Linked DNA regions of Homo sapiens: region 2 is linked to region 1. A link is an interaction called in ENCODE POLR2A ChIA-PET data of the cell type or tissue named here. Cell type or tissue: PC-3. All regions are shown on one strand. Each heading gives the region's core, and the rest is flanking DNA. Links, peaks and the distances in the headings are about the cores only. Region 1 has its middle 12 kb from the start of GSAP. Region 2 overlaps PTPN12 (protein tyrosine phosphatase non-receptor type 12).

The links. Peaks named below come from ENCODE experiments on the same cell type or tissue, not always from the same donor. Only the 100,000 strongest peaks of a DNase experiment are listed, where the experiment ranks them.
Region 2: POLR2A ChIA-PET joins it to region 1 with 7 read pairs; 4 of 35 experiments call an interaction of 5 or more read pairs at or near these places.

Annotation. Positions count from the first base shown.
Region 1 is chr7:77,426,309-77,430,526 of GRCh38, forward strand. No RefSeq gene overlaps it. Among named protein-coding and RNA genes, the nearest start is that of GSAP, 12 kb to the left of the region's middle. RefSeq lists enhancers at 1-164, 864-1,560. In PC-3, for the core only: no CTCF peak of the experiment used is centred there; a DNase peak (open chromatin) is centred at 1,923; H3K4me3 peaks cover 606 bases; H3K27ac peaks cover 2,514 bases.
Region 2 is chr7:77,612,857-77,617,387 of GRCh38, forward strand. The region is part of intron 11 of PTPN12 (protein tyrosine phosphatase non-receptor type 12); the gene reads left to right. Among named protein-coding and RNA genes, the nearest start is that of PTPN12, 78 kb to the left of the region's middle. In PC-3, for the core only: no CTCF peak of the experiment used is centred there; no DNase peak of the experiment used is centred there.

The sequences.
Region 1 (4,218 bases), core at 1-4,000:
CGTAGGCAATATTTTAAACATTTTATGAAGGATTCCATTAGTTTCCCTCTTGTGTTTAATTTTTTGAACTATGTTTAATTTAAACCCTCTTCATTCTCAAAAATCTACATCTTTCCCAGATTTTAAAAGAGGCTACCTCCTCCACCACAGAATTTTTCTTTAAGAAGACAATCAGCACGTCTATCTTTTTAGTCAAGATCCATCTCTGGATCTGCTAGAAGAGAGACTATGGAGACAAATTAGAGTCCATGGGAAAGCGATATCTCTGTCCCCTGCGTGGAAGCAGCATGCCATCAGAATGCTTAGTATTAATCGCAAACTGAACCCTGTAATGTGTCACCTTTCTCTTCAGGGCCTCCAGCTTTCCAAATGTCCATCTAATCTGTGTCCACCCCCGGGAGCAGATAGTAGTTTCCCGTGTTCTTTGATAGTATCAAAACTTTGTCACTTAAGAAAAAGCCTGATATTTACACCAGGTTGGCCAAATGCTCAGCTGAGTCTCAAGAGGGTAAAGAATTTCAGGCATTTAAAAAAAAAGAAAAGAAAAAGGCCAGCAATGGAGTCATGTATTTAGTACTTGACTCAGAGTTAACAGGCCTGGATTCTTGAGGCAGCCCTGGCATGAACAGGCTCTGTGACCTTAGGCAAGTTGCTTAACTTTTCTGAACTTGGTTTTCTCATTTGTAAAATAAAAGAAGTTGAACTATGATCCCCAAGGCCCCATTTGCTTAACAGTGCTGATTCTTAACTACAGTAGCAATAAGATCATCAAAAAAATTCACTTCCCAATCCCTGTCACCAAGTTCATATGCAGAGAGACAGAGGGGCTTAGGAGAAAACTGCAACCTAGTAACCAAGGAAACATGAAAATTTTAACAGTGAAAGACATCCTGTGTAGCAAATTCTACAAAGTGAACCAGGAAAATAGAATTAAGGATGAAGAAATAGGCTGGGCGCGGTGGCTCACGCCTGTAATCCCAGCGCTTTGGGAGGCTGAGACAGGTGGCTCACAAGGTCAAGAGATCGAGACCATCCTGGCCAACATGGTGAAACTCTGTCTCTACTAAAAATACAAAAATTAGCTGGGTGTTTTGGCACGTGCCTGTAGTCCCAGCTACTTGGGAGGCTGGGGCAGGAGAATTGCTTGAACCCGGGAGACGGAGGTTACAGTGAGCCAAGATTGTGCAACTGCACTCCAGCCTGGTGACAGAGCAAGACTCCGTCTCAAAAAATAAAACAGGAAATAGTAGGGAGAGTTTTCAGAAACTCTCCTCTACTCCCCAACTTACCCTCAAAAATCAAATTGTAGGTTTCCCCACAGATCTCTGGAAAAAAATGCTTGATAGTTCTCTGGGGTAAACCCTTCTATTTGATCTAAGATTCAGGTAGTGTTAACTTTTGCTTCAAATGCCTTAGTCAAGATTGCTTTTACTGTTAGAAAAATCCTAACTCCTTACATACTGATTATATGCAATCTAGGTAAGTCAAGCCTTCTGCCCTGTCTGCCATTCAGAAGTCTCTTTCATGTATGTAGCTGAATAGTAATCTCATAAAATAATATTGGAATGAATAAAGACCCAGATGTCTCAGGTCATTCCATCCACGCAGTTTCCTCTTTCTCCTTCCTATATTTACATATTAATTTTAAGTCACAGGTGAAAATTAAAGCTTGCTGTCTCTCAGTCTCTCTTTGATATTGCAAAGAAATGTTACAAAGCTTCCTAAGGGAAGGTTTCTTGCAGGAAATAGTGACTCCCAGTATGATTAGTCCCCAAATCTGCCTGCTAGGCTGAGTGAAGAGGACTGAAATGCTCTGTGGGTCACAAGGTCATAAACCTCAGGAATCTGGCCACACTGTCAGGCATTCTCCGCCAAGGACTGGGGGATGTGGGTTCCTATTAGAAGCCAGGTCACCACCAGCTGAAATTGAAACATACATCATAGTCACATCCTGTTTAAGTGAAAACTAACTTCTATTTCCTGGAATTGCTTTTTGTCTGAGGAGAGGGAGTGATTGGGGTGTAGTTAAGGGTAGCTAAGGTGCATGTCATCCCTTGGAATGGGAAGCACGCAGGTTAACGGGGGATGTGGGGACTGCCCTGGAGCATCTTGTCTCTCAGCCATCTCTAGCTCACGTCTCACCCTCCCTTGTTCACCTCTCCCAAGTTCTCGAGTGAGCATTCTGGGCACAGGGAGGTCAAGAGGAAAATGGGGGAAAGTAGTGGGAAGGGTAAGTGAGATGAGAGATGGTAATGATAGAGATCAAATCCTTTTTAGGCCTCCTGTCCCTTGTTTTTCCATCTTGGAGATAGGCTCAAGCTCCGAAATTGAGGGCTACAAGAGCAATAGAGAGAAGCTTTGCTTTCATGGCTGGCACAAAATATGAACCACAAGTTAGAATATCTCCTATTTGAGCATTTATCTGGAATGAGCTCTGAATCCCAGAGGAGGAGTTTCTCCTCCAAGATACAAGTCCTGAACTGGCTCAGAAAGAGAAGCACCCTCTAACGAGTTGGTGGGATAAGCTTTGCGCTGTTTGTGATCAGCCACTCCCCGTACTGCCCACAGGCTGGCCCGCCCGTCCCAACCTTGCTATCACCCTGTGGAATGCCAATTCTAAGAGGCACTTGTATAGAGGGCTTATTAAAACACTGATTGCTAGGCTCCACCCCACAGCTTCTGATTTGCGTCTCTAACAAGTTCCCACGTGATGCTGATGTTGATGATGCTGAACCACACTTGAGAACCACTAGCCCAGCACATCGTAGGCATTTAACCAACATTTGTCGTTCATTTCACAATGGGAAGTCAAGGATGAGTGCTGCGGAACTGAAGAAGATAGGAACCATCTCATTCTGGATCTCTGAGTTTAGAAGTATTTGTTGCATGTTTCCTGCTTCCCACACTGTTCATGCAATTTTAGCAATTTTCAGGAAACAGCTGTTGCTTTCCACCTTGAGAGACAATGAAAACTTAATAATAGGTAAAACGACATTTTGGAAGAAACTGACGTACCTTATATATCTGGGACAGCCTCGCCTCTTACATAATTAACGGTAGACATTGTAGGGATTATGTAAATTGACTTGATTTTCTTTTAAATCTTTAGGAAGACTTATCAATTAAAGAAGTCTAAGTGACTTGCCAGGCTTTACACAAAAACCTTTTTTTGGTCATAAGCAAACATTTCTCACCTGAAAATTTTTTTTCTAACTCAAGTGATCAATTTTGATCATGAGTCAGAAAAATATTGGGGCAATGTGGGGTTTAGGATTGCTGCTTACTTCACGCCATTTCTTCAGCTCATCTCCTTTAGCTTCAAGGCTGAACACAAATGAGTTAAAAGGAAATGGATTACTTAAAACCTACATTTGTGGCTCATTTTCCATTCACCAAACTCTCTCCTCCTTCCTCTTAGACATACACACTTTGGGAAAACCTCACAGAGCATGAAGAGCCAGCTTTTTTTGTTTTGTTTTGTTTTGTTTTTGAAAACAGTCTTGCTCTGTCACCCAGGCTGGAGTGCAGTGCAGTGGCGGGATCTCAGCTCACGGCAACATCTGCCTCTGAGGTTCAAATGATTCTTGTGCCTCAGTCTCCCCAGTAGCTGGGATTACGGGCGCACCCCACCAGGCCCGGCTAATTTTTGTATTTTTAGTAGAGATGGGGTTTTGCCATGTTGGCCAGGCTGATCTCAAACTCCTGGCTTCAAGTGATCTGCCTGCCTCGGCCTCCCAAAATGCTGGGATTACAGGCCTGAGCCACCGCGCCCGGCAGAGCCAGCTTTTATTTAATGAAACTGAATAATGCGTATTCATCAATATATCGATAACTGGAATTAAGATTTGCAAGGACCACTGCAACGACAATATATATTCTTGCAACTATACTCCTCCTTGCTCAAAAAGCTTTATAGGCTTTCAAAATGAATGCCTGTAACATCCCTCTGAGGTAAATGAGGAGCAGGTGTAATTATCTTCTCTTCACAGATGGACAGGCAGACACAAAGGAATGGACTGAATCAGCCAGGAAGGGAATCAAGCTAAGGACCTAAATAATTCTAATACAATCTGCCTGTCTTGTCAGTGCTGCTTTCCTTCGATGCATGAAAATCTGTATTGTGGGAAACTCTGAAGGTATTGTTTTTGTATTCTTTAGTGATGTAAGAAACAAAACTCCGCACAGACACCTAAAGAGAGGAAGTGATGGGACTGGTAA
Region 2 (4,531 bases), core at 222-4,221, 190 kb after region 1:
TGCCTCCCGGGTTCAAGCGATTCTCCTGCCTCAGCCTCCTGAATAGCTGGGATTACAGGCATGTATCACCACATCCAGCTAATTTTTGTATTTTTAGTAGAGATGGGGTTTTGCATGTTGGCCAGGCTAGTCTCAAACTCCTGACCTCAGGCGATCCCCCTGCCTCAGCCTCCCAAAGTGCTAGGATTATAGGTGTGAGCCACTGCACCCGGCCAAACATTTGTATTATTTTGTATAATTTAATCTAAGTTGAGATATTTAATATTTCGAAAAGCTGAGTAGGCTATAAACAGTTTTCTTTAATTTTTGGGTTTTTTTTTTTTTTTTTTTTTTTTTGAGATGGAGTCTCGCTCTGTTGCCCAGAATGGAGTGCAGTAGCACAGTCTCGGCTCACTGCAACCTCTGCCTCCCGGGTTCATGTGATTTTCCTGCCTCAGCCTCCCAAGTAGCTGAGATTACAGGCGCCCACCACCATGCTCAGCTAATTTTTGTATTTTTAGTAGAGACAGGGTTTCACCATGTTGGCCAGGCTGGTCTTAAACTCCTGACCTCAAGTGATCCACCCACCTCAGCCTCCCAAAGTGCCAGGATTACAGGCATAAGCTACTGCACCCAGCATCTTTAAACTTTAATTGAAAAGCATTTCTGTTTTATTCCATGAATTCAAGATTAATTTCAAAGCTAAAGTTTTTATATCTGGAAATACAGGTTTTTAGGCTGGATGCAGTGGCTCATGCCTGGAATCCCAGCACTTTGGGAGGCCGAAGCAGGCAGGATCACCTGAGGCCAAGAGTTGAAGACCAGCCTGGGCAACATGGCAAAACCCCGTCTCTACCAAAAATACAAAAAAGATTAGCCTCCCAGACTCACGGGTACATCACCTTGCCGAGTTTATTTTTTTTATAGAGATGAGGTTTTACTGTGTTGCCCAGCCTGGTCTCAAATCCTTGGACTCAAGCAATCCATCCGCCTCAGCCTCCCAAAGTGCAGGAATTATAGGCTAAAGTTCTTTTATTGCAATATTCAGTGTTTGGGTTTTGTTTTGTTTTGTTTGAGACGAGGTCTTGCTATTTCACCCAGGCCAGAGTGCAGTGGAACAATCAGGGCTCACTGCGCCCTCAACCTCCCGGACTCAAGCTTTCCTCCTGCCTCAGCCTCCCAAGTAGCTGAGACTATAGGCACATATACCACACCTAGCTAATTAAAAAAAAATTTTTTTTTGTAGAGATGTTGCCAGGTTGGTCTTGAGCTCCTGGGCTCCAACAGTCCTCCCCCACCTCAGCCTCCCAAAGCACTGAGATTACAGGCATGAGCCATTGTGCCCAGCTATTGTTGTATTTTTTAAAACTTTTAACTATATTTAAATAATCTCCAGAAAATATGTGATAAATACCGCATCACCTTTTCATCTTTTTCTAATTAGATCAAAGTCTGATCTTTGTAAGGTTTTATTCCATTGAATCAATCCTTTTTTAATATCCTGAAATCTATACTAGGATTATAATTCTATCATAGGCTCTTTCTGTCTAATAGGTCAGAGCTTTACGGGAATATAATAAAAAAGTCATACTTTGTAGGAGATGAGATGAAATAATACCCATAGCAGATAAGTAGTTAACTTCAAACCTACTTTCGTACCTCATTGCATGGTACATAGTAGACATAAACTAAATGTTTGAGAGAAATCTCTCCATAGATGAATGGATAAATAGTAAAAAAAAACAGAAGAAAAGATGGATTATCATTCCAGATAACTTTTTAGTATTTTCTTCTTAAGAAATCATGTTTTCTGTAAACTTGTAAATATAGGTGACTCTTTTTATAGGATGGCTGTCTGTGGTTGCAGACCATAAATCTTAAAGAAAATGTGGAATCTGAAAAATTGAGAAAAATCATCTTAGAACTGTGTGGTTGAATGAAATGACTTGAAAGGTGTATTAACTATTTAGAAGCTATGCTGTGAGAAGTAAAAATAAGTCCCCACTTACTACTTTTCTGACAATTTAATCGGTAAAAGTTTTGTTTAAATGTTCTGTGTTCCAGTATTATTTCTGTAGAAATTTTAGTTTGATATACTAGTTGGTTGTTTAAGACTTTAAAATGAATAGTGTTTTTTAGAGATATTTATAACTACAGTGACTTCCTGGAGTGAGAGATCTAAAGAGAAAATTTATTCTGTAAGCCTGTATCATATTGACTGAGGATTTAGAGGTACCTTAATAAGCAAACATCTGTTAAGTTGTGCAGTGTGCCTTTTTATCTTGTGTGTAAAGGACACCGTTACAAGTACTGTCAACACCAGTATTTCAGTTCTAGAATGATTAAGTAATAGCAATAACAGTTTGTATTATCGTCCTTTTATTGTGTTTGTATAGTACATTTTAGATGTGATAATGAATTCTGGATTTTTTTTCCTAAAATATAATTTTTTTATTTTTAAAGCACCCTGATTTATAATTTATTTTCTTCTGCAGCTGATAATATTCTTAAATATTAGATAATTTGTTTCTTAATGTTTTTGTAGCATTTCATAAAGCTGTTATATGGAAAATAACAGTACGCAAGATAACTTTAGAAAGTTCTGTTTAAAACAAGAGAACACAGGCTAGGCGCCGTGGCTCATTTCATGCCTATAATCCCAGCTCTTTGGGATGCCAGGGCAGGAGAATTGCTTGAGACCAGGAGTTTGAGACCTGCCAGGGCGACAAAGCGAGACCCCATCTATACAAAACAATTTTTTTTTAATTACCTGGGTATGGTAGCACGTGCCTGTAGTCCTAGCTACTTGGGAGGCTGAGATGGAAGGATTGTTTGAGCCCAGGAGTTCAAGGCTGCAGAGGTATGATCATGCCACTGCATTAGATTATTTAATTCCTAAAATTCTTTTCCATTTCAAAAGTTGGTGATTGCTTCAGCAAGTTGTATACATGACAAATGTGGACTCAAAAATTATAGGTAATAAAAGAGAGTCAGAAGATGTGGGTGTGTAGGAGACATTAACTAGGAAATCCAAGAACATTGTGAAGTCCAGTGACCAGGAGGTTTTGTACATGCTGTTTAGGTAGTGGCTCTTTATCGAATTGCAGTTCTGCATTGTCACATTGATTCCTTTCATCAGAGGAAACTCAGTATGTTCTGAAAGCTAATCTCTCCCAGAAGCTCTCTTTTGGTTCTTCCTGTTAATGGCTTCATCCTGCTCTTACTCACCCAGAATGAGGAATCCTTCATGAAACCTTTACTTTCTCACATGTAGTGTTTGCCTAAAATGTCCTTACTATCTCTTCTCTTTACCCTTCCACCTGTTTTCCTTCTTCCAATCCTCATTCATTTTTTGTCAAAATCTTACCAATCCCTCAATGCCATTCTGCATTTTACCTTAATATTGTCAACTTACTTTTTCTCAATTATATTCTTAATATTCTCAACTATAGCTTTTTTTTCTGATTTCATAGCTTCATAGTACTGATTATGCCACTTTGGGGCTGTAGTATTACCCTTCTACTTTTTTTCTGGGGATTTTACCAGACTACATTTTGAAGTTAAAGATAATACCATGTCCTTCTTACATTTTAGTATCCTCTGCTTTGCTGACTTTATTCAGTGCATTTCACTAGATGTCCACATTGCCTTACCTGCAGTTCCAAAATCCAAAGAAAACATAGTTTTGTTTTGTTTTTGTGAATTCAATATTACACTCACTTGGCAACAAAATATTTCATTGACATGACATGAGTTTATGTGTGCTACAAAAGAAAAATGCTGTTTTGTATGTTAGAAACAGTTCAAAAGGAGTTTCATATGGTTTGCCTTTAATTTTTATTTAACCTACTTAATGCACATTTTGGTACAAAATATCAAGTGTTACAGAATTATGGTTATATCATTAATGGAAATAATAAGCAGATGATCAATAATATGTTGGGGGTACTTTTTTGTTTTTTTTTGAGACGGAGTCTTGCTCTGTCGCCCACACTGGAGTGCAGAGACACGATCTCAGCTTACTGCAACCTCTGCCTCTCAGGTTCAAGTGATTCTCCTGCCTCAGCCTCCCAAGTAACTGGAATTACAGACGTGCACCACCACGCCTGGCTAATTTTTGTATTGTAGTAGAGACAGGGTTTCACTATGTTGGCCAAGGCTGGTCTCGAACTCTAGACCTCAAGTGATCCACCAGTCTCAGCCTCCCAAAGTTCTGGGATTACAGGTGTGAGCCACTGCGCCCAGCCTAGGGGGTACCTTTTTGATGCAGAGTCTCTAAATTCTGGTGGTACCTGAGGATCTGAAACTTTGGCGACCAAAAGTCCTGATTTGCGTGAGGCACACCAGTTCACACTAGTTGTCTAGGTTTAATAATTAATAATGCTTCTTTTTCATTCTCAAAAGAGCCCTGATTTAGACAATAAATTATATGGTCACCCTACCTATAGCCAGATATTTCTGCACCAAATGCCTCGATTTTGGTGGGTGGCTTTAATTAAGGAAGAATGCTTTAAGTTTTATGACATAACTCTGTTGTTCTTGTCAGGAAGTG